Linked DNA regions of Homo sapiens: region 2 is linked to region 1. A link is a loop called in an ENCODE intact Hi-C map of the cell type or tissue named here. Cell type or tissue: K562. All regions are shown on one strand. Each heading gives the region's core, and the rest is flanking DNA. Links, peaks and the distances in the headings are about the cores only.

The links. Peaks named below come from ENCODE experiments on the same cell type or tissue, not always from the same donor. Only the 100,000 strongest peaks of a DNase experiment are listed, where the experiment ranks them.
Region 2: a loop joins it to region 1, with 2.2 times the contacts of the local background. A loop is called at or near these places in 3 of 110 quality-filtered maps.

Annotation. Positions count from the first base shown.
Region 1 is chr14:31,528,383-31,540,022 of GRCh38, forward strand. All of the region lies in intron 2 of LOC105370438 (a long non-coding RNA gene), which reads left to right. Among named protein-coding and RNA genes, the nearest start is that of NUBPL-DT, 27 kb to the right of the region's middle. In K562, for the core only: no CTCF peak of the experiment used is centred there; no DNase peak of the experiment used is centred there.
Region 2 is chr14:31,895,907-31,907,546 of GRCh38, forward strand. No RefSeq gene overlaps it. Among named protein-coding and RNA genes, the nearest start is that of LINC02313, 43 kb to the right of the region's middle. RefSeq lists an enhancer at 5,779-6,978. In K562, for the core only: a CTCF peak has its summit at 1,918; a DNase peak (open chromatin) is centred at 6,285.

The sequences.
Region 1 (11,640 bases), core at 2,220-10,219:
GTGTAACTGGGCCAGATGGTCTGACATGAACTATACTCATTTATAGTCTTTTAAGGTAAAATGTCCTCCATGGGTATACAGTGTAGTAGTTTACTGGCACTGATTTTGGAATTACATTGTTCCGGTTTGAGCCATGGTTCTGACAGGTCCTGGTCTCTGTCGTTTATCCTCAGGCAAATGGCTTATTCTCACTAAGTTTCTTTCCTTGTCTGTAAAATAGGGGTAATTCTAGTTCCTATTTCATAGGGTGGTTATGAGGATTACATTAACATATAGGCTTTGTACATAGTAAATGGTCAATAAATTGTAGCTCTGTTCACAGGCTGTTAGTGGCTTGAATTCCTCAGACAGATTCTTTATTAAACATAATTATTCTTTCTGCTCACCCCTGAGGCTTAACCCAGTTTTTCATGCAGTATTATTTATTTATTTATTATTTATTTATTTATTATTTATTTCTGTTGCCCAGGCTGGAGTGCAGTGGGGCCACTGTACTCACTGCAGCCTTGAATTCCTGAACTAAAGGGACCCTGTCCCCTCAGCCTCCTGAAATGCTGGGATTACAGGCATGAGCCACTGTGCGTGGCCTCCAGTGCTATTTTATTAATCTTAAGAGATGTATCCGTGACAGTTCTAACTTGAGAACCTTAGATAGAGATAGTATAACATAAATTCAAAGCATTACTATAGATTATGGTAAATTTTAATGGTTCTCATGAAAACAATAAGGATTTCTTTATCAATCTGAGAGAAATTCTGTTGGGAAGGTATTATAGCATTAACCACTCTGTACTGTACTGTGTATATGTTTGCCTCCTTGGTTAGACTGTGAATTCTTAGAGAAAAGAAAACATGCCATGTTTATCTTTGCACTGTGATGCAACGATGGTGTAGTGGTTAAGAGCATGGTCTTTGGAGCCAGCCTTCTTAGGTTGATACCCTGGTCTATATCCAGACTTTTGGGATTCATACTTTACTTGTTTGTGTGTCCTTGGGCAAGATACTTAACCACTTGAGAACTCACTCACCTGTGAAGTAGAAATAGTAATGATGTCTACATACTTCATAAAAACTTCTATGAGGACTAAATGAACTAGTATATGTAAAGCTTAAAATAGTACTTGGTATGTAGCAAGCATTCAGTAGATTTTCACCATCATTAGTATAGCACATAGCTTAGCTGTGCTTAATAAACATGTGTTAAGTGAATGAATAACACGGATTCTGAGTAGTAAGAAGTTGGTGGCTCAGTGCTAGCTGGCATTCTATAGCTAAGCATGCAACCAAAATCGTATAATGAAGGACCACTGTCAGGGAACAGTGGCTTATGATAATAATGTGCTAGCAAAACCTGGAGGTAAGTTTCCTGTAACTTTGTAGAATGTGTGCTAATGCTGATGAGTCCAACACTGTGCCACACATTTTCCAGCAAATAATGAATACTTTTTGAGGGGGAAAAATCCCTGGGAAAATAAAATAGCTTCAGGAAGCCATGAAACTCTTGCTTTATTTTTGACTTGGCATAGAAGGTGGGGCACATACCTTGTTCTGAACCGAAGAAAGTGTAGTGAAAATATTATTTCATATTTCTCTTTTGTCTTTGGTATAGCAGAGTCTTCTGGTGCCCATACAATACTCCTTCTCTCTTTTTCCTTGCCAACAGTCGTGATTTTATATCCACCCCTCACCTTCCTGTTACAGATAAATCCTGATTTGTCTAAGTCAATTGTGGACACAGACACAACTCCAAACACACACACACACACGTGCATGTGCATGAGTGCACGCGAGTCTGATTTAGGAAGGAGCATAAGACACAATTCTGGCCAAAGAAAAATGAGGATAAATCTGTGATGAGGGCTTCTGGAAAAGATTTTCTTACTCTTAAAAAGAGACACGCAGGAGGAGGCAACCTCATTTTCTGCTGCACATTGCCACGTCAGGATGAAACGTTTGGAATTGTGACAGCATCTTGTAAGTATGAGGGGGAGCTAGCTATCAAAATGTAAACAAATTTTCTCTTTAGAATCAGTGAGATTTAATCTACGACAGAAATTTAAGCTTAGGTGTGAAATGACTTTCTCTATGTCTCCTATGAAGTTTGTGGTTATCTCATTATTACATTCTAGATTTCTACACTTTCCATCTAGTGCATTCAAATATGTTGACAATTTTTAGAGTTACAACTATGTACTGTTGCTTACTTTATATCTGTGATTTTTGATCCTTGTTTCCAGAAACATCTTCAATCTTATTTTTTTATAACAGTTTTGTCAAAATCTAATTCACATACTATGCAATTCGTCAATTTAAACTGTACAGCTCAATGGTTTTTAGTATATTCACAGAATTAAGCATTCCTCACCACAATCGCGGTTAGAATATTTTCATCACCCCCCAAAGAAACTTTGTAACCGTTAGCAGTCCTTCCGCATTTATACCCACTCCCTCTAGTCTTAGGCAGCCACTAATTTACTTTCTGTCTCTATAGATTTACTTATTCTGGACATTTCATTTAAATGGAATCCTGTATGGTCTTTTATGACTGGCTTCTTTCACTTGGCATATGAAAGATTCATCCATGTTGCAGTATGTATCAGTATAGCATGTCTTCTCTTGCTGAATAATATTATATTGTATGGATATGCCATATTTTATTTATCCATTTAAACAGCTGATGGACATTTGAGTTGTTTCCATTTTTTGGCTATTATGAATAATGCTGCCACTGATGTACTTGTACCTTTTTTTTTTTTTTTTTTTTTTGAGACAGAGTCTCTCTCTGTCACCAGGCTGGAGTGCAGTGGCGCAATCTTGGCTGACTGCAACCTCCGCCTCCTGGGTTCAAGTGAATTCTCCTGCCTCAGCCTCCTGAGTAGCTTGGACTACCGGTGCATGCTACCACTCCCAGCTAATTTTTGTACTTTTTACTAGAGACGGGGTTTCACCATGTTGGCCAGGATGGTCTCCATCTCTTGACCTCGTGATCCGCCCTCCTCGGCCTCCCAAAGTGCTGGGATTACAGGCGTAAACCACCGTGCCCAGCCACTTGTATATATTTATGTACACATTTTTTGTGTGGCTATATGTTTTCATTTCTCTTGAGTGTATACCAGGAGTGAAGTTGCTGGGTCACATACTAACTCTATGTTTAACCTTTTGAGAAACTGTCAGATATTCTTTAAAGTGGCTGCACCATTTTGTATTTCCATCAGCAGAATATAAGGGAACCATTTCTCTACGTTCCCTCCAATACTCATCATCTTTCTTTTGGATTATAGCCACCTTAGTGGTATCTCAACATAGTTTTGATTTGCATTTCTCTGATGGCTAATGATGTTGAGCATGTTTAATGTGCTTATTGGCCATTTGTGTATCTTCTTTGGAAAACTTTCTATTCATATTTTTTTAATTAATAAACTTTATTTTTAGAGCAGTTTATTTAGGTTTATCGAAAACATGAGCAGAAAGTACAGAATTCCCCTATATTCCCTTACCACTCCCCCAGTCCACACACAGTTTCCTCTATTATTATTTTTTGAGACGGAATTTTGCTCTTGTTGCCCAGGCTGGAGTGCAATGGCGCGATCTTGGCTTACCACAACCTCCGCCTCCCAGGTTCAAGCGATTCTCCTGCCTCAGCCCCCCTAGTAGCTGGGATTACAGGCATGTTCCACTACGCCTGACTAATTTTGTGTTTTTAGTAGAGATGGGGTTTCTCCATGTTGGTCAAGCTGGTCTCGAACTCTCGACCTCAGGTGATCCGCCCACCTTGGCCTCCCAAAGTGTTGGGATTACAGGCATGAGCCACCGTGCCCAGCCAGTTTCCTCTATTATTAACATCTTGAATTAGTCTGATACATTTGTTATAATTGATGAGCCAATGTTGGCACATTATTATTATTACCTAAAATCCATAGTTTACATTAGGGTTCACTCTACATTGTACATTCTGAGGGTTTTGGCAAAGTTATAATGACATGCAGTCACCACTACAGTATCATACAGAGTCGTTTCACTGCCCCAAATATCCCCTGTGTTCCACGTATCCATCCTTCCCACTTCCCCTTTCCCCCAAAACCCTGGCAGCCATTAATCTTTTTACTGTCTCCATAGTTTTGCCAATTTCAGAATGTCATGAAGTTGGAATTGTATGGTATATAGTCTTTTCTAATTGGCTTCTTTCACTTAAATATGGATTGATGGTTCCTCAATGTCTTTTTATGACTTGATAGTTCATTTCTCTTTATTGTTGAATAATACTTTATCGTATGGATGTACCACAGTTTATTTATCCTTTCATCTATTGGATGGCATTGTGGTTGCTTTTGAGTTTTGGCAAATATGAATAAGTGGCTGTAAACATTTGTGGGCGGGGTTTTGTGTATAAATATATTTTCAATTCATTTGGGTAAATGAATGCAGTTTCTGGATTATATGGTAAGAGTGTGTTTAGTTTTGTAAGAAACTGCCAAACTGTCTTCCAGAGTGGCAATACTATTTTGTATTCTCACCAGTAATGAATGAGAGTTCTTTTTGCTCCTTTTGTCTATTTTTTAAATTGGGTTATCTGTCTTTTTATTACTGACTTGTAAGAGTTCTTTATATATTCTAGATATAAGTCCCTCATTGGGTGCATGATTTGCAGAATTTCTCCCCATCCTGTGGGTTGTCTTTATTTTCTTGTTGGTGTCCTTTGAAGCACAAATTAAAATTTTTATAAAGTCCAGTTTATGTCTTTTTTCTTTTGTTACTAGTTCTCTTAGTGTCTTGTCTAAAAAGCCTTTGCCTAACCCAAGGTCATGATTCATTCCTATGAATGATTCTTCAAAGAGTTTTATAGTTTTAGCTGTTTTATCCATTTAAAATTAACTTTTATATGTGATGTAAGTTCGGAGTCCAGCTACACTTTTTGTATAGGGATAATCCTGCTGTCCCAGCACCATTTGTTGGAAAGAGTACTCTTTCCCCCATTGAATTGGCACTTTTATTGAAATTAACTGGCCATAAAAATGAAGGCTGATTCTTGGGCACTCAATTCTGTTTTAGTGATCTGCATTTGTATCCTCATGCCAGTACTACACTGTCTTGATTACCGTAGCTGTGAAGGAAAATTTGAAAACAGAAAGTGTGAGTCCTCCAACTTTGTTCTTTTCTTCGAGATTGTTTTGTCTATTCTGGGTCCCTTGTATTTTCATATGAATTTTAGGATTGGCTTATTTTTTTCTTTTCTTTTCTTTCTCTTTTTTTTTTTTTTTTTTTTTTTTGAGACAGACTCTTGCTCTGTCACCCAGGCTGGACTGCTATGGTACAATCTCAGCTCACTGCAACCTCTGCCTTACAGGTTCAAGCGATTCTCCTGAGTCAGCCTCCTGAGTAGCTGGGATTACAGGCGTGCATCAGCATGCCCGGCTAATTTTTGTATTTTTAGTAGAGATGGGGTTTCACCATGATGGCCAGACTGGTCTCGAACTCCTGACCTCAGATGATCTGCCCACTTTGTCCTCCCAAAGTGCTGGGATTACAGGTGTGAGCCACTGCACCTGGCCGGTGGAATTGTTTCCTTAATTTCATTTTTGAATTGTTTATTGCTAGTGTACAGAAATACAGTTGATTTGTGTATATAGATCTTATATGCTGCAACCATGCTGAACTGGTTTATTATTTCTAATAGTTTTAGTAGATTCATTCTGTTTTTCTACATATGAGATAATATTATCTGGAAATAGAGGTAATTTTACTTTTTCCTTTCCAATCTAGATTATTTTTATTTCATTTTCTTGCCTACTTGACCTGGCTAGAACCTCCAGTACAATGTTAAATGGAAGTGGCAAGAGTGGATTTTTTTTTTTTTTTTTTAGATGAGGGTCTAGCTCCGTCACCTAGGCTGTAGTGCAGTGGCATGATCTCGGCTCACCACAGCCTTGACCACCAGGGCTCAAGCAATCCTCCCACCTCAGCCTCCTGAGTAGCTGGGACCACAGGTGTGCACCACCATGCCAGACTAATTTTTTGTATTTTTGTAGAAACAGGGTTTTGCCGTGTTGCCCAGTCTGGTCTTGAACTCCTGGGCTCAAGTGATCTGCCTGCCTTGGCCTCCCAAAGTGCTGGGATTACAAGCATGAGCCACCGCGCCCAGCCTGAGAGTGGACATTTTTGTCTTGCTCCTGATCTTAGGGAAATAGTTTTCAGTCTTTTACTATTAAGTATGATGTTAGCTGTGGTTTTTTTTTTTTAAATAGATGCCCTTTATCAGGAGTGTCTAAGGAGAAGAGAGACAGCAACAAGCAATGGAAAAATAGATGTTGATGGGTATCTCATAGAAGGTTCTGTGCCCTACCTTTTGATCAAAGCCCCAAGGACAGGTAAAAACCTGTGACTGTCTAAGGCATTCAAAAACAGAGCCAGATTGTGCCGTGCTCCATACAGGTAAAATCAGAGTTCAAAATAGAAACTGGGCTGGGTGCAGTGGTTCACACCTGTAATCCCAGCACTTTGGGAGGCCAAGGTGGGAAGATTGCTTGAGCCCAGGAGTTTAAGACCAGCCTGGGCAACACAGAGAGACCCTGCCTGTACAAAAAATTTAAAAAAAAATCCAGGCATGGTGGTGTGTACCTGTGGTCTCAGCTACCTGGGAGGCTAAGGTGGGAGGATCGCTTGAGCCCAGGAGGTCCAGGCTGCAGTGAGCTGTATTCACACCACTGCACTCCAGCCTGTGTGACAGAGCAGGAACCTGTCTCAAAAAACAAACAATAAAAAAAAATGAATTTAAGTTGTAGGAAAATAAAGTTACATTTTTTGCTCACACAAATTGTAAGCTGAAACTCATAATCACTGTGTTATTAATCACCAAATAACTTTTACATCGGGTTTTTTTTCACTCATAAGTGGTAATGGATATGTATAATAATAATTTCCAGTAACATAATCTTTCTGGATGCCTGTCCTGCTCAGTATGAATCAATTCTGTTTCTTAGTGAATACGTTTTTAAAATGCTAAAACATTTTTTGGAATTAGCATTGATTTTTTAAGGGAATCTCCTGTGGCTAGAGCAGCGTATCTTTAATTGATTTGGAGTTAGAGAATAATACATTTATAGAAAAGACAATCACATTTTACATAAAAATCAATGCCATTTTGCCATGTAAAGGCTTCTGGGAAGCTGACTGAAGATGTGAATCTTGAGGCATTCCCTTTTATACGTTCAAATGAAACATTTATTCATTACTTTCTTATTTTGTAGGACTGTTATGTAATCAGAAGCAGGATTTCATGCAAAGTGTGGACATACATTATGATTTTCCTAATTACCACACTGCATTTTAATAGAAAAAAACCCATCAAAATTATTGAATTTAGCCCTGGAATTCAAAACAAAAACTATTTAAAATAATATTTTTCCTACGTTTTCAAAAATTTTCCCATTTTGAGAAGCCTACATTATCATATTTCTTTGAGCGCTTACTTTACTTCTTTTTCTTCTTGAAAACTTAGAAAAGCATTGATACTGGGTATTGTTTTTTACTTTATAACCAGTGGTTCTCAATCCTGGCTATACATTAGAGTCAAGTGGGTTGCTTTTATTTATTTATTTACATTGTTTTAGTTTTTATTTATTTATTTACATTGTTTTGTTTTTTATTTACATGATTGTTTTTTAGAGACAGGTTCTTGCTCTATCACCCAGGCTGGAGTGCAGTGGTACAATCATAGCTCACTGCAACCTCAAATTCCTGGGCTCAAGTGATCCTCCTGCCTCAGCTTCCTCAGTAGCTGGGACTACAGGCATGTGCCGTCACTGGGTTGCTTTTAAAAAATAACAACACGCGGGCCTTAGGCACCCCTGGGGGTGAGAGTTTGTCACTGATATTCTTTAAAAGCTCCCCAGTAATTTTAGCATACAGCTAGGTTGAGACTGTTATTTAAATGATCACTAGAAATGGTGAATTTTATGGTATGTAAATTATACCTCAATAAAACTGTGTAAAACAATAATCACCAACAGGTATCTAAAGCCTCACTGACATAAAGTGTCTCACCCATATGACTATCAGGTGCCAACAGGCCCAGTTTCCCCAGGATCGAGAGGTTTCCCCACACGAGGGACTTGCAGTGCTATAAAACTGGGAAAATCCTGGGAAAACTGGAAGAGGTGGTCACACTGTAGTATGGAAGAGATGGCTTTTCTAGATAGAAAAGAACATTTTTCCCTTCTTGGTAAAGGTTATTTGAGGAGAAACAGAGGTGGTTCTAGCTTCTTGCCCTTCTCAAAGACACTCATTGTAGCCACTTCTTGACCTCATACTCACTCATGAACACCTTGTCCTTTGACTTCAAACTCCACCACCTCACTGAAATTACCCTCTTGGAGATGACCAATGACTTTGTAATCACCAAATCCAGTGACTCATCAGTGTCTTCTGCTGATGCCTTTACCCCTTCCTTCTTGCTTTCTGTGGCATAGTATTAGAGTGTTTTTCCTACTCTCCTTGAACCATTGCTATTGCCTTTGTTAGCTCTGTTTTTTTTTTGTTGTCTAGGTGTAGGCATTTTTCATGGTTCTGTTGTCGGCTCTTTTCTTGCCTATATATACTTATGATTTCACCTGTTTCCTTTCTGCATAGATTCCTATTGTCAGTAGCTGTTTTCATGACCAGGACAGCCTTTCCCTCTCAGTATCTATGGCCCTAATGGGGTAATAGAAGAGAGAAAGACACACACCTGCTTGCACAATCTTAGAAAACTTTATTGTCTTCATAGTGAGTCCTGACATTATAGGGGGCAGATATGTAACGTGACACATCAAGACAAATTTATAGTAGTTAACTTTGACAAAGGTTCATATTTCCTGCCTCAGTAAATTGCAAACCCCATGAAAAACTCTGTATTGTCTCCCTAGCATTTGGCAAAGTGCCTGGTACATAGTAGGCACTAAATAAGGAGCTGTGCATCTTCAATAGCAACACATTTGCTGTTGTTTCTCAGTTCAGCCTTTCTTACACCATTCTCAGTCACATGCCAAAATTAGTAGAGGGAGATGGGAAAGGCCTGATTGCCGATGAAGGGGTATGGCCTGAGGGTTCTCTTAAGTTCTCTCGGTATTTTGTGACATATAGTATTTACCTAGGAGCCCTGGAAAAGTTTCCGGATGGATCTAGATACTTTAAAGATAAAGCTATTCCCATCCCAATTTCCATTAAACCTCAAGTTTCCATAAATGATAACAACACTGTGTAACTGTATCCCAGTTCCAAAATAACCACACAATATTCTAAGTAAAGAGGAAAGCAGGGAAATAGTCTGTAGGGAGCCTAGAAGAAAGGGAGTCAAAGGGGAAGACTCGGACATCATGTCTCTTCTGTTTAGAACGTTGGTGGACAGATCATAGCAGATGCTTTACTGCACCTTGGCAAATGTCTCTCTATGGGTCTAATGAGCTGCGTGAGGCTAAGCTAGCCAATGGAGATTGTTCACCTAATTCTATCTCTGATTTTGTGATCAGCAAGCAGGAGTCAGATTATGTTGTAGCAACCAACATGGACTTTTCTACAGGTACGAACTAAGCAATGTGAGCTCTAGAGTTGAGTTGACAATTATGTTTCTCACTTTAAAGTTTGACTTTACGTTAGTCTGTAGCTGTAGCATGCATTAGTTGTCCCAAGGCCAGTCATCTCTGGATGCACTGACAAAATGGAATTTTTCATTTGACCTGCAAAACTGGAAGAATATAGTGGCTACATCAAGGAGACAACACTGTGAAACAGCAAGCTGACCCGAGACAACGTGTCTGGCTTTCCTTTTCTACCTCTGAAATTCCTATTTCATATCTCTAGCTCTAACTTCTCTTGAGTTCCAGTCATCTGGGCATCTCCACCTTTGTATCCCAGGCCCATCTCAAACTCATTTTTTTTTTTGGTGTCAGGGTCTCACTCGGTCACCCAGGCTGGAGTGCAGTGGTGCAATCATGCTTCACTGCAGTCTCCACCTCCCAGGTTCTAGTGATCCTTCCATCTCAGCTTCCTGAGTAGCTGAGATCATATTTTTATTTTTTGTAGAGATGGGGTTTCCCTGTGTTGCCCAGGTTGGTCTCAAACTGAGACCAGCGATCCTCCTGAGCTCAAGTGATCCTCCCACCTCGGCCTCCCAAAGTGTTGGGATTACAGGTGTGAGCCACCTCAGCTGGCCTCAAACTCATTCCTAAGTGCAAATTACTAACCTCAAACTTCCAATCCTGTATTGTACCTGCTTTGGATTTCTTCAGAGGACTTCTAGCTTGCATAGCACTTACTTGTTTTATACATTGTTTGTTTCCCTCCACCACAATATAAGGTCCATGAGACAAGAGTTTGTGTATGTTTTGTTCATTGCTGTATTCCCACTACCAACAATAGTGCCTAATATGCAGTGGGTATTCGATGGATATTTGTTGGGTGAATGGAGTCCTTTCAGTCTTGTTTTCAAATATCTTTTAGGTTAATGTTGTCCTTTCCCTTCTTATTGACACCATTACGTTAGACTATGAAATAGAATCTACCAAGTCTCATATAATCTAGGTTTCTGTTACTTTAATCCTGTGCATCATTGCCAGATCAATCCTACTTGGAAATTATCTCTCATTGTGTCACTCCCTTAGTTGTAGCTCAATACTGTTTAAATATAGGATCTTCAGCCAGGCATTTGGAGCTACCACAATATGACCCCAATCTGTCACTTCAATTTTCTTTCGTGTGATTCCTTTACAGATGCCTTATAGTACAACCAAATTGGGCTGCTTGTTCTTTGAGTATTTCTTGAACTTTACTACCTCTGTACTTCTCCCATTCAGTTACTTTGCTCAGGAATGCCCATTTCCAGCTGTTTCTGTTGGTATTTGCTTTTGTGTAGCTAATAATATTCATAGATGACTATTTTAAAATTTATCCATTTAAAAAATTGACATTGTGGTCAGATGAGGATTTAGCTCTTTTATACTATCACACTTCACCTCTGTGCCACACAGCTTCTGTTTTTCCCTCCGGTTCCTCTGTCCTATATGGGCCACATCAACAGCTTCTGTGCCTCTGGCTCCTTGCTGGGTTTGGACAGTGGCATGTTCAAGGGAGGGAGGTGAGGCAGGTGACGGAGGTGAGGGTGTTTATTACCCCAACTCTCTTCCACTGTCCCTCAAACGAAGGTTATTGTTCCATTCAATACGGCCTCCTTTTCACAGACTTCTTTTGGATTTTGGTCAGCTCCCTCCCTCTTTCTTTGGACCTAGGGGACCCAACCCTGGGTTATTAAATATCCCTGTGATTTCCTTACATGCTGCCCACATTTTTGGAGATGACATTTTTATAAAGAAACGCCTCTGGTTAATCCTAATCTGAATGCACCCTCTGCTTTCTGTTGGGATTTGGCTGACAGATGTATTCTCTCTGCATCCTCCCAATTTAGTTATATTAAAATTTTTGTTACACCAATATTATTATTGTTATTTTTTTTTTGAGACAGAATCTCTGTCACCCAGGCTGGAGTGCAGTGGGGTGATCTCAGCTCACTGCAGCCTCTGCCTCCTGGGTTCAAGAGATTCTCCTGCCTCAGCCTCCCAAGTAGGTGGGACTACAAGTGTGCATCACCGCACCTGGCTAATTTTTGTTTTT
Region 2 (11,640 bases), core at 1,876-9,875, 370 kb after region 1:
TCCTTTCTGCAAATCAAACAATCTGATAAATGTATTAACAGGAAGTCTTCAGAGAAAAGAGCTATGGACTTTTCCAAGGGTATTTTTGTTCTTAAAACAACAACAAAAGAAATAGTAAAGAAGCATATAAAACATACATCAAGATGAAATAAGAATTAGTTATTGTATCATTTAGAGAAGTCAAAAATTCTTTTAAAAATTCTGTTTTGAAGAAGCCCAGAAAAAGGAAAATGAAAGCAGAAAGGACAAATAATTAGAGGCAAAGATTTATGTACCAGGAGGTTTATTCTAGAATTATGCATTCTGGTAGAAGTAACAAAAATATCCTTCAATAAAGGAATAATTAAGTAAATTGTGATATATCCATATAATAGTTAAATAAGTTGTTTTACATCCATAAGCACTCATCAAATATCTTTTGTTTAATTTTATAGAAAAAATTACATGCTCTATGTAAGTTAATGGGTCATCATCAAATGTCTTTTTAAAGTATATTTGAACACATAGGAATCTGTTCAAGGCAAAATGTTAGGTGGAAAAAAGTAATACATAATACGTATACTTAATGATAGCAGAAATAATAAAAAATTGGGATGACATATTTCAAAATGCTAGCAGTGATTATCTTTGGATGATAGGATTATAGATGATCAATATTTGATTCTTTTTTTTTTTAAGACAGAGTCTTGCCCTGTCACCCAGGATGGATGCAGTGGTGTGATCTTGGCTCACTGCAACCTCTACCTCCCGGGTTCAAGCGATTCTCCTGCCTCAGCCTCCTGAGTAGCTGGGATTATAGGCGCGTGCCACCACACCTGTCTAATTTTTGTGTTTTCAGTAGAGACAGCGTTTCACCATGTTGGCCAGGCTGGTCTCGAACTCTTGACCTTGTGATCAGCCCACCTCAGACTCCCACAGTGCTGGGATTACAGGTGTGAGCCACTGCACCCAGCCTGAGTCTAAGTTTTCTATTTTATAAATTTTTTGCAATAAACATATAAACACATTAATTTTATGATTAAATGTGGAAGTTACTCTTTAAAGGAAAAGGCATTGATTTACATAAAGGAATGGTGGAATTTCAGGCTGCGAGGAGTGGGCTTTTTTTTCTCTCTCTCTTTTTAGACAGGGTTGCACTCTGTTGTCCAGGTTGGAGTGTAGTGACACAATCATACCTTATTGTAGCCTTCAACTCCTGGGCTCAAGCGATCTTCCTGCCTCAGCCTTCCAAACAGCCAGGACTACAGGCAAGCACCACTATGCCCAGCTAATTTTTTTTTTTTAATAGTAGAGATGGGATCTCAATATGTTGCCCAGACTGGTCTTGAATTCCTCCTGCTTCGGCCTCCCAGAGTATTGGGATTACAGGCATGAGCCACTGTGCCCAGCCAGTGTGGGCATTTGAATGTATATGAGAGCCTTCTATTATATTGCACATAATAGGCAATGGTAATTAACAACAGGTTTCATAGAATAATAAGTAATGAACCTTTATTGTATACTTACCATTTGCTAGGCATGATGCATTAGCACACTTTATATTCATTGTTTCTCTTTCAGTCTTTTTAACAGCACCATGTACTAGAATTATCTGAAGAGGCAAGTGAAGTTTAGAAAAGTATGTTGATTAAGTTAAAACAAGCTGTTCTAACACAAACCTGAAATCTCACAAAAGGGAAGATTATTTCTTCATCATGTAAAGGTTATTTTGTAATCGTGTAAAATTCTATTGGCAGCACCAGTGGGGATGGGGGGAGGTTTCCATTTCAGGCACTGATGGAGGCCCTGCTGTCTTTAACACATGGCTTCCAGGGCTGCCCTGGACATTCCTATCAAGCCAGCAGCCAGCACAATTGAGAGACTGGAGGCCTGTGCAGTTTCTGTGGACCAGCCCTGGTACTGGTAAAATTTCCAATCACATTTCAGTGGCAAGAGCGCAATCATGTGGTCACTCCTCACTGCAAGAAGGCTAGGAAAGAGTCTAGTTGTATCCTCAGAAGAAAAGAGAAAAGGATTTGGTAAACAGCTCACTAATTTCTGCCGTGTGAGGTATCTTACTAGAGATCACACACCCAGCAAGTGACAGAGCCAGGATTTGAATACAGTCAGTCCTGTTCTAAAGCTGACCATCTTAACCACAGGGCTATGCCTCCACATTGCAGAAGACCAAAAGTTTAAAAACTGACTCCCTTAGTTATTGGCTTATAGAGCAGCAGATTCCTCGTCTTTGGAAATGAGATATTCAACCTTTTGCTTTTACTTACTTTTAAAAAGGAAATTTTAACATTCTCTGCCAGATTGATACATTCATTATAATTGATAAGCCCACACTAACATATCATAATCACCCAAAGTCCATAGTTTACATTAGAATTTATTCTTAGGGTTGTTCATTATGAGTTTGGACAAATGTATAATGACATATATCTATCATTATAGTAACTTCTGTATTCCATCTATTCATCTTCCCCCCAACTTGATAATGGGGAGGCTATGCATGTGTGGGGGCAGGAGGTACACAGGAAATCTCTATCTTCTTCCCAATTTTGCTATGAACCTAAAACTTCTCCAGAAATATAAAGTATTTCTTTAAAAATTATCCCAAGGACATTTGTCCTTCTCAAGACTTACAAAAACTAAAATTTTAATAGAAGTTATCTACTATATTTGCTGATTTCCTCCTGCTTCAGCCTCCCAAAGTATTGGGATTGCAGTATTTAGAATTTTCTATCCATTGTTCAATAACTTCAAGTTTGAAGAATATTGCTGATAGAGCCTACTGATACATACTTATTTACATTTATTAAATACCATATGTGTAACTTTTTTAAAAAAGGTTTTACTTTATTTTTTTAAAGTCAGATTCAAAATGAAAGGAGAGGTTGAGGTATGGCCAAAGCTAAATACTCAAGGGTGGGACAAACATTCAAGAATTATAGCTAGGGTGAGCTATGTGGGGAAAAAAATGCTTTCAATTGTAATATGATAGATTTTTAAATCATGTATGCAAGATCAGTAGGCTATAAACTGATGACAAAGAAAAGTTAACACATGTTCTATCAAGAATAGTATTCAAATGAGAAATAGCAGAACAAACATAATTAAGAGGGAACTGGAAGTGAGTGAGATGCAAAACAACTGAGTGTCCAGTTCCTTGTTTGATAGAGTGAGTCACAGGACATCTGCTTCATGAAGATGGACTGGGTGCACACATTTATCTTCCATTACTCCCAAGATCCAAATAAAATAAAAAGTACCAAAAGGAATAAACCTATAACAGGGAAGAGAATGGAATTGGGGTTTACAAAAGAATGAGACATTTTAATAAGTATCTGGAAGAAGAAAAGTAGTTTAGAGTGAGTTGACAGATGAGAGGCAAGAAAAAACAATAGTCTAGCATGAGTTTCAGAGGATGAGGGAGCCACCTGCCCAGTGGAGGAAGCTTTGAGTTGAGAGACAACAGGTCCTATGGAAGGCAGATGTGAGTAGGAGAACCAAAAATGGGGACAGAGGAATGTGGGGAGGCAGGTACATATATTGAAGATTCATCTGTTGACAAATTTATCAACATTTAGCTGGGCATGGTGGCAGGTGCCTATAGTCCCAGCTACTCAGGGGGCTGAGGCACGAGAATTACTTGAACTCGAGAGACAGAGGTTACAGAGAGCTGATATCGCGCCACTGCACCCCAGCCTGGGAGGTGGAGCGAGACTCTGTCTTTACAAAAAAAAAAAAAAAAGTGTCAATATTAAAGTCAAAATGGACCTGACACAAGGTGGGATATAGAAGGGAGAAGGAAAGATGGGGAGTCAAAACGGGATATCAAATTTTGTGTAAAATGAAATAGAGATTTAAATGTTATTTTATGTTATAGTGGTTATCAATTTAAAAAACTTAAAAAAATTAAAACACTAAGAAGAGAGAGGAATGAGGTAGTATAAACAAAATCCTTGTCTTTCATATTAGGGAGTCTATTAAAATTGCTTTCATTGATAAATTAAGAAACAGCAATGTTTCTTAATTTTATCCAACAAATTATCCAGAGGAGACAACTTCCAGAAGAATAAAAATAAAAATATTAAAAGAGTTTGCCATGGATATTCCATTTACCCTGATGTGATTATTATGCACTGTATATGTATATATATGTATCACATAGTTGTGTATTAAAATATCTCAGGTACCCCATAAATATATACACCCTAAAAATAAAAACACCCGGTTACCTCTGCGCAAGTTGAAGTTGGGTTCAGTTCACACTGGACCCTCTTTCCTACTGCAGTAGTATAACCAGACATGAGTATTTTTGTTAAGCTTCGATTAAAATCTATTCTTACTACTTTAAAGGAATAAAAATAAGGAAGGTACAAGCTCTAAGCTATAATTGCCATTCTCTTAGCGTGGAAGGGGGAAAAGGAGTTAAAAACAGAAACCCAAAAAGCAAAACACTGAAAGAAATTCAATACTAAAAGCCTTTAATCTGGGGGAAACAGAGTTCACCTTTGGGTAATGCCACTAGTATTGGTACTAGTAATGCCATCATGTATTATCTTGATTAGAAGTCAGTCAGTTCAACTCTCTAGATTCTCTTACTTCATAGTACATAATATTTTCTCAGCGAGCCTATAAGAATGTGGATTTCTGGCCCTACTTCCAGATATTATAATTTGGCATTGATTACATGTGGTCCATGGGCCATGCATTAGGAACCATGGTTCTAGGCTGTGAGAAATTACATCCATGTCACTGCCAACATCATAGATGTGAGAGCATCCTCTCCCCTCCTCTCACTCTTACAGTTTTTTGAAATGTGGTGTTCAAGGCTGGCTACTCACTTCCTGGAGTTAGAAGGGTCTTCAGGGAAAGGTCTGATGACCTGTGCACAGAGATGAGCCTGAGAAGATGACTCCACCTTAGGGCCTTCCCTATGGTCCGTGGACTGAGGAGGCTTCAGTTGTAAGTCCAGAGACAGTCTTGTCTGTGACCCCAGAGAGCTGCTCCACTGCACATGACCACAGTTACTGTCCTCATTTAGAATGAGAAGGTGACTGCCACTTGGAGTAGACATTTGGATTACCCTGACACATACTCTCGTCTTCTGACAAAACCATTTAGAGAACCAAAATAAATCTAGAAATGAGCTTTGTAGATGTAGAGTTAGAGTTTATTGGATGAAGAAGGTGTTTCCAAGAGTATGACTCTGCTGGCCCACCCATCTCCACAGCATAGATATGCCTAGTAGACCAGCACTGCCCAGCTTGAGCTGCACGTCACATTCACAAAAGGAGCTTTTCAAAAGTACCAGCATGGGCTCCTCTTTAGCTTAATAGAATCAGAATCTCTGAAGATGGGGCCCAGGCGTGGGCATTTTTGTGAAACTTCCCAGGACAGCATAACATCCAGCCAGAGTGAGGATCGTGGTGTACAGGAGTCACAGGGAATGCTCACTGGGTTGTCTAGGCCTCCCTTTCCCCTAAACCACATGGGAGATAAACTAATATGTATTCCAGGGAAAGGCCTAAATGCCTTAATATAACAGGTCCAAAAACTCAATGTTGTCTGTCATAGAAGTAAAACCTTGCTTCGTGTACATAAATTCAGTTAATAATCATAGCAACCCTATGAGATAGGTACTGTTATCATCTGCATTTCATAGATGTAGAAGCTGAGAAAACAGAGATGCTAAGTAACTTGTCCAAGGTCACGCAATTGTCAAGTAGGAGAGCTGGAATATGAATTCAGGTGGCCACAGTTTGGACTCTCAAACATTCTGTTCTATTTCTTTACAGTCACTGACTCTGACAATTCCCTGCTTCTCATTTCGGCAGATGGCCTTGATTCTTACTTCTTGAGAAAAGCAAGGCAATCAGAGAGGAACTCCCTGCTTCTGCAACCACATATATCAGCCTACTGCATCCCTGACTCTATCTTCTATTTGTACGCTGGATCTCATCTCCTCTTGCCAACTCAGGGATGCTGTTCAAGCACTTAAACCGCCTCTCCTCACATCAGTTATTTCCTCAATTGGCTCTTTCTCACTAGCTGTACACATATGAGCTATTACACATTTGTTGTAACATCTTTCATGGAGAAAAATTCCTCCCTTGATTGCACATCTCTCTCTAGCTGCCACCCCGTTTTTCTTTTCTCCTATACAGCATAGTTCCTCCAAAAGAGTGGTCTGTACTTGTCTTCACTTCTTCTCCCATTCTACTCCAATCAGACTTTAGAGCTCCCCTCCCCCACTGTACGCAGGCTCATTCCAACAGTGTTTATCTGGTGCCCCACTCTGAGTCATTCTCTCCACCTATCAGCAGCATGAGTCAGTGTTAATACCCTCACCTGGAAACTCTGGGGCTCTCTCTCAGTTGTCTCCTCCTACCTACCTGGCCATCTACTGTTTCTCAGTTTCATTGCCAGTTGCCTTCACCCCTTTGTTTTCTAAGCATTGGCATGCCCTGGACCTAAGTCCTAGATTTCTTCTCTTTCTATAGTCATTCCATAGGTTTTCTTATCCAGAAAGCTGATTATACTCAAATTTATATTTTTGCATATCTTCATGACCATAGGATAGGAAAAGGTTTCTTAAACAGAACATAAAATGTACTAACCTTAAAGGGAAAGAAATAAAGTCAAACTGCATTAAAATTTAGACTGTAAATCGAGACACTCTTCACAGTGAAAAGGTAAGCTACAGAGTAGGGGATATTTATAATGCATATATCTGACAAAAGACCTGTATCTGTATAATATAAACAACTCCCACAGATAATAAGAAAAAGGTAAACAAAGCAATAGAAAAATGGATGAAGGGCTGGAACAGCCCAGATCTCCTCCTCAAACTCCAGACTTGAATGTACAACTGCATATTCATGATCTCCATTGACTAGTCATCTTATATTTAACCCACCCAGAACAATTCCTGCTGCTTCTTCTCCGTCTCAACCTGCTCCTTCTCCAGTAAATGGCAACTCCAGGTGCCAGTTACACAGGCCAAAACCTGTGGCGTCATCCTCAACTATTCTCTCTTATATCCAACCTATATTAATTATCTATTGCAACAAATATTACACTTCAGTTTCTGTGAGTCAGGAATGTGGGCATGGCTTAGCTGGATCTCAGGCTCAGGGTCTCATTTAGACTATAAATCTACAATCCCGGCATTGGCCAGGGCTAGTCACCTCAAGGTTTGATTAGGGAGGATCACTGCCAAGCTGATACATGTGGCTGCTGGCAGGCCCTGGGTTCTTGCTGGCTGTTAGCTGGAGACAACAGTTCCTTGCCGCATGGGCCTCTCCAAATGCAGATCACAGTATGGCATCTGGTCTCCCCCAGAGTGAGCCAGAGAGAGAGTGTGAGGGAGGGCAGCTAGACGGAAGTCACGTTTTATAACCTAACTCACAATTGATATACTATCACTTTTGCCATATTCCTTTCATTGGAAGTGACTCACTAGGTCAAACCTACATGCAGGGGGAGGTACAGATCACTGTGGGCCATCATAAAGGTTGCCAGTCTTACAATCTAACAGCACATTGCATCATTTCTACTTGCAAAATATAAGCAGAATCTAAGTACTTCTCACCGCTTCCATTGCTAAGCACCCTGGTCTAAGCCTCTGTCTTCTTCCACTTGGATTCTTGCAATACCTTCTTAAATGGCGTCCTTCCTCCCTAACTCCTACTTCACACACACTGTTTGCCATACAATAGTGAGAATAAGCCTTTTAAAATAAGAGTGAAACCATGCTAATGATTTGGAAAAAAAATTCTACAGTGTTCTAGAAGGCCCTGCATGCTCTGCTTGTGTCCTGATCTTTACTCCTGCTATTCTTCCCTTCACTCATTCTGCTCCAACTACACTGGCCTTCCTGATGTTCCCTGAACACACCAAGCATGCACCCACCTTAAACCTTGGATGCTTTTCATGTTTGTATCTTCTCTTCGATATCTGCAAGGCTGGGAAAATGTCATCCTTCAGTGAGGTCTTCCCAGAATGTCCCTTATAAAATAGCAATATGTACACCCTCCCCTCTCCTTTACTCCCTATTCCCTTAACTAGCTTTATTTTTACCTGTAACAATTACCACCTTCCTTGTTTTTCTTGTTTATTTTCTGTTTCCCGAGTACCATTTGTTGGCATATAATATGAGCTCAATCAATATTTATTAAATATAGAAACATCCTTGATTGGGTTATACAAAGTTCTTGTTCTTTCTATGGCTGATATGGGAAGACATTGTGTATGTATGACACATTTGGACGTGATTGATCTCATCTGGATTGTGTTGAATTCATCATTTAACCCTAGATAAATTCATCATTTAATTCTATCATGAGTGAGGGAGTGGAGTTGTGAAAGAGGCGGCGGGGAAGGAATTGGCTGGTTTGTCCCCAGTCCCCCCACAGCCCCTTCTAACCCACTGGTTCTTCATCCTCTTACAAAAACCCTTCCTCCTCTGAGCCTCATGGTACCTGTCAAGAAGCTGCCTTCTTGCTGTCATTTCTAGACCCCACATTCACCCAGGGTCTTACCCAAACACCCTTCAATTCAGACCCATCACGTGGTACGTTGGTGGTATAGTGGTAAGCATAGCTGCCTTCAGACTCATGGCCCCTGCTCTAGCTCTGAAATCCTAAACTATGGAATACCACTCTTTGACCCCAACCTTCTACTCTTTCAGTTTATTCCCCTTCGAGGAAGGGCAAATACCTTGAAACACGCCAAGACCTCCACCTGAGTCTCCTCCATTTTTTAGCAGACAATCATCCCCTTTTGGCTTTATGTCTTCCTCTATCTGCCCTAAATACCTTATTCATTACCTCATTTTATATAGAAAAAATGTGCTGCAGTGATGGAAAGCAAAGGCTTTAGAGACCCAAACACAGGTTCATAGTCTGGCTCTACCACTTGTTAAATCATGTGATCTTGGGCAAATTAATTAATCTGTCTGAACCCCACTTTCCTTGACTATAAAATGAGAATAACAGCTTCATTATAGGGAGGTTGTGAGGACTGCATGTGATTTAGAAAAGCATGAAGTTCATAGACAGCAACAAATGTAAATGACTATTATACAAATTTTTAAATAAATTTTATTGTATATATTTAAAGTATACAAATGTTGTTATAGGATGCATATAGATAGCAAAAGGGTTACCATAGTGCAATAAATGGACATATCTATCATCTCACATAGTTACCCTTTTTTTTGTTTTTGTAGCAAGAGCAGCTAAAATTAACTCAGCATGAATTCTATATACAGTACAATTGTATTACCTCTAGTCCTCATAGGGTACATTAGATCTCTAGACTTGTTCATCCTACACATCTGATGCTTTGTATCCTCTTGAACTATGTCTTCCCGTTTTCTCTCCCCAGTGCCCCATCCCTGACAACCACTGTTTTGTTCTTTCTGTATAGTTGAAATTTTTTATGTTCCACATATTAATGAGATAATACAATATTTTTCTTTATGTGTCTGGCTTATTTCATTTAGCATAATGTCCTCTAGGCTCACCCATGCTGTGGCATATGGCAAGATCTCATTCTTTTTTAGGGATGAATAATATTCAATGTTATTGTATCTACCACAATTTCTTTGTCCTTTCATCTGTCAACAGACACTTAGGTTGTTCCATATCTTGGCTATTGTGAATAATGCTGCAATAAACATGAGAGTGCAGATATCTTTGTGAGGTGGTAATTTTATTTCCTTTTAGTATATGCCCAGAAGAGGGATTGCTAGGTCACATGGTACTTCTAATTTTGATTTCTTTAGAAGTCTCCATACTATTCTTTATAATGGCTCTACCAATCGACATTTCCACCAGCAATGTACAAGAGTTCCCTTTTCTCCACGTCCTTGCCAACACTTGTTATCTTTTGCCTTTTTATTAATAACCATCCTAACAGGGTTAGGTGGTATCTTATAGTAGTTTTGATTTGCATTTCCCTGATGATTAATGATGAGGAACACCTGTTCCTATACCTGTTGGCCATTTTTATGTCTTTGGAGAAATGTCTGTTCAAGTCTTTTGCGTATTTTTTAATCGGATTACAGATGCTCCTTGACTTAGGTTGTGTTTGAATAAGCCCATTGTAAATTGAAAATACCCTAAATCAAAAGTGCATTTTCCACTTACAATACTGGAACATGATCATAAGTGGAGAAGCTTACTGAATGTGTATTATATTCCTACCAACCTAAAGTTGAAAAATTATAAGTTAAATCGTTGTTAAGTCAAGAACTGTATCTGTTTTTCTACTACTGAGTTGTATGAGCTTTTTATAAAATTTGGATATTATCACCTTATTAGATATATGGTTTGCAAATTTTTTTTCTAAATTCTTAGGATACCATTTTATTTTGTTCATTGCTTCCTTTGCTCTGCAGAAGCTTTTAAGTTGATGTACAGCTGACCCTTGAACAACACAGGTTTGAATTTCATGGGTGCATGAAGATTTTCTTCTCCTTCTGCCACCCCTGAGACAGTAAGCCCTCCTCTTCTTCCTCCTCCTCAGCCTACTCAATGTGAAGACAATGAGAATGAAGACCTTCATGATGGATCCACTCTCAATTAATATTAAATATATTTTCTCTTCCTTATGATTTTCTTAATAATATTTTCTTTCCTCTAGCTTACTTTGTTGTAAGAATACAGTATATAATACATATAACATACAAAATATGTGTTAGTCAACTGTTTATGTCATCAGTAAGGCTTCTGGTCAACAGTAGACTATTAATTTTTTTGAAAGTCAGAAGTTACCTGTGGATTTTTGACTGTGCAGGGGTTAGCATTTCTAACATCCATGTTGTTCAAGGGTCAACTGTAGTTCCATTTATATATTTTTGCTTTTGTGGCCTGAGCTTTTTAGAAAAATATATACATTTTATTTTAGATTCAGGGAGTGTATGTGCAGGTTTGTTGCATGGGTATATTGCATGATGCTGAGGTTTGGGGTATGATTGATCCTGTCACCCAGATAGTGAGCATAGTGCCCAATAGGCAGTTTTTTAGCCTGTGCCTCGTTCCCTCCTCTCGTAGTCCTCAGTGTCTGTAGTTCCCATCTTTATGTCCATGTGTACTCAGTGTTTAGCTCTCACTTGTAAGAACTTGTGGTATTTGGTTTTCAGTTTCTGTGTTAATTTGCTTAGGATAATGGCCTGCAGCTGCATCCACGTTGCTGCAAAGGACATGATTTCATTCTTTTCATGATTTTCATTCTTTTTATGGCTGCATAGTATTCCGTGGTATATATGTACTACATTTTCTTTATCCAGTCCACAGTTGATGGGCACCTAGGTTGAATCCATGCCCTTGCTGTTGTGAATAGCACTGCAATGAACATACAAACATATCTACCAAAAAGAATGATTTGTTTTCCTTTGGGTATGTAACAGTAATGAGATCACTGGGTCAAATGGTAGTTCTATTTTTAGTTCTTTGAGAAATCTCCAAACTGCTTTACAGTGGCTGAACAAATAATTTACCTTCCCACCAAAGTGTATAAGCATTCCCTTTTCTCTGCAGCCTCGCCAATGTCTGTTATTTTTGATTTTTTGATAATAGCTATTCTGACTGGTGTGAGATGTTATCTCATTGTGCTTTTGATTTGCATTTCTCTTATAAAGAG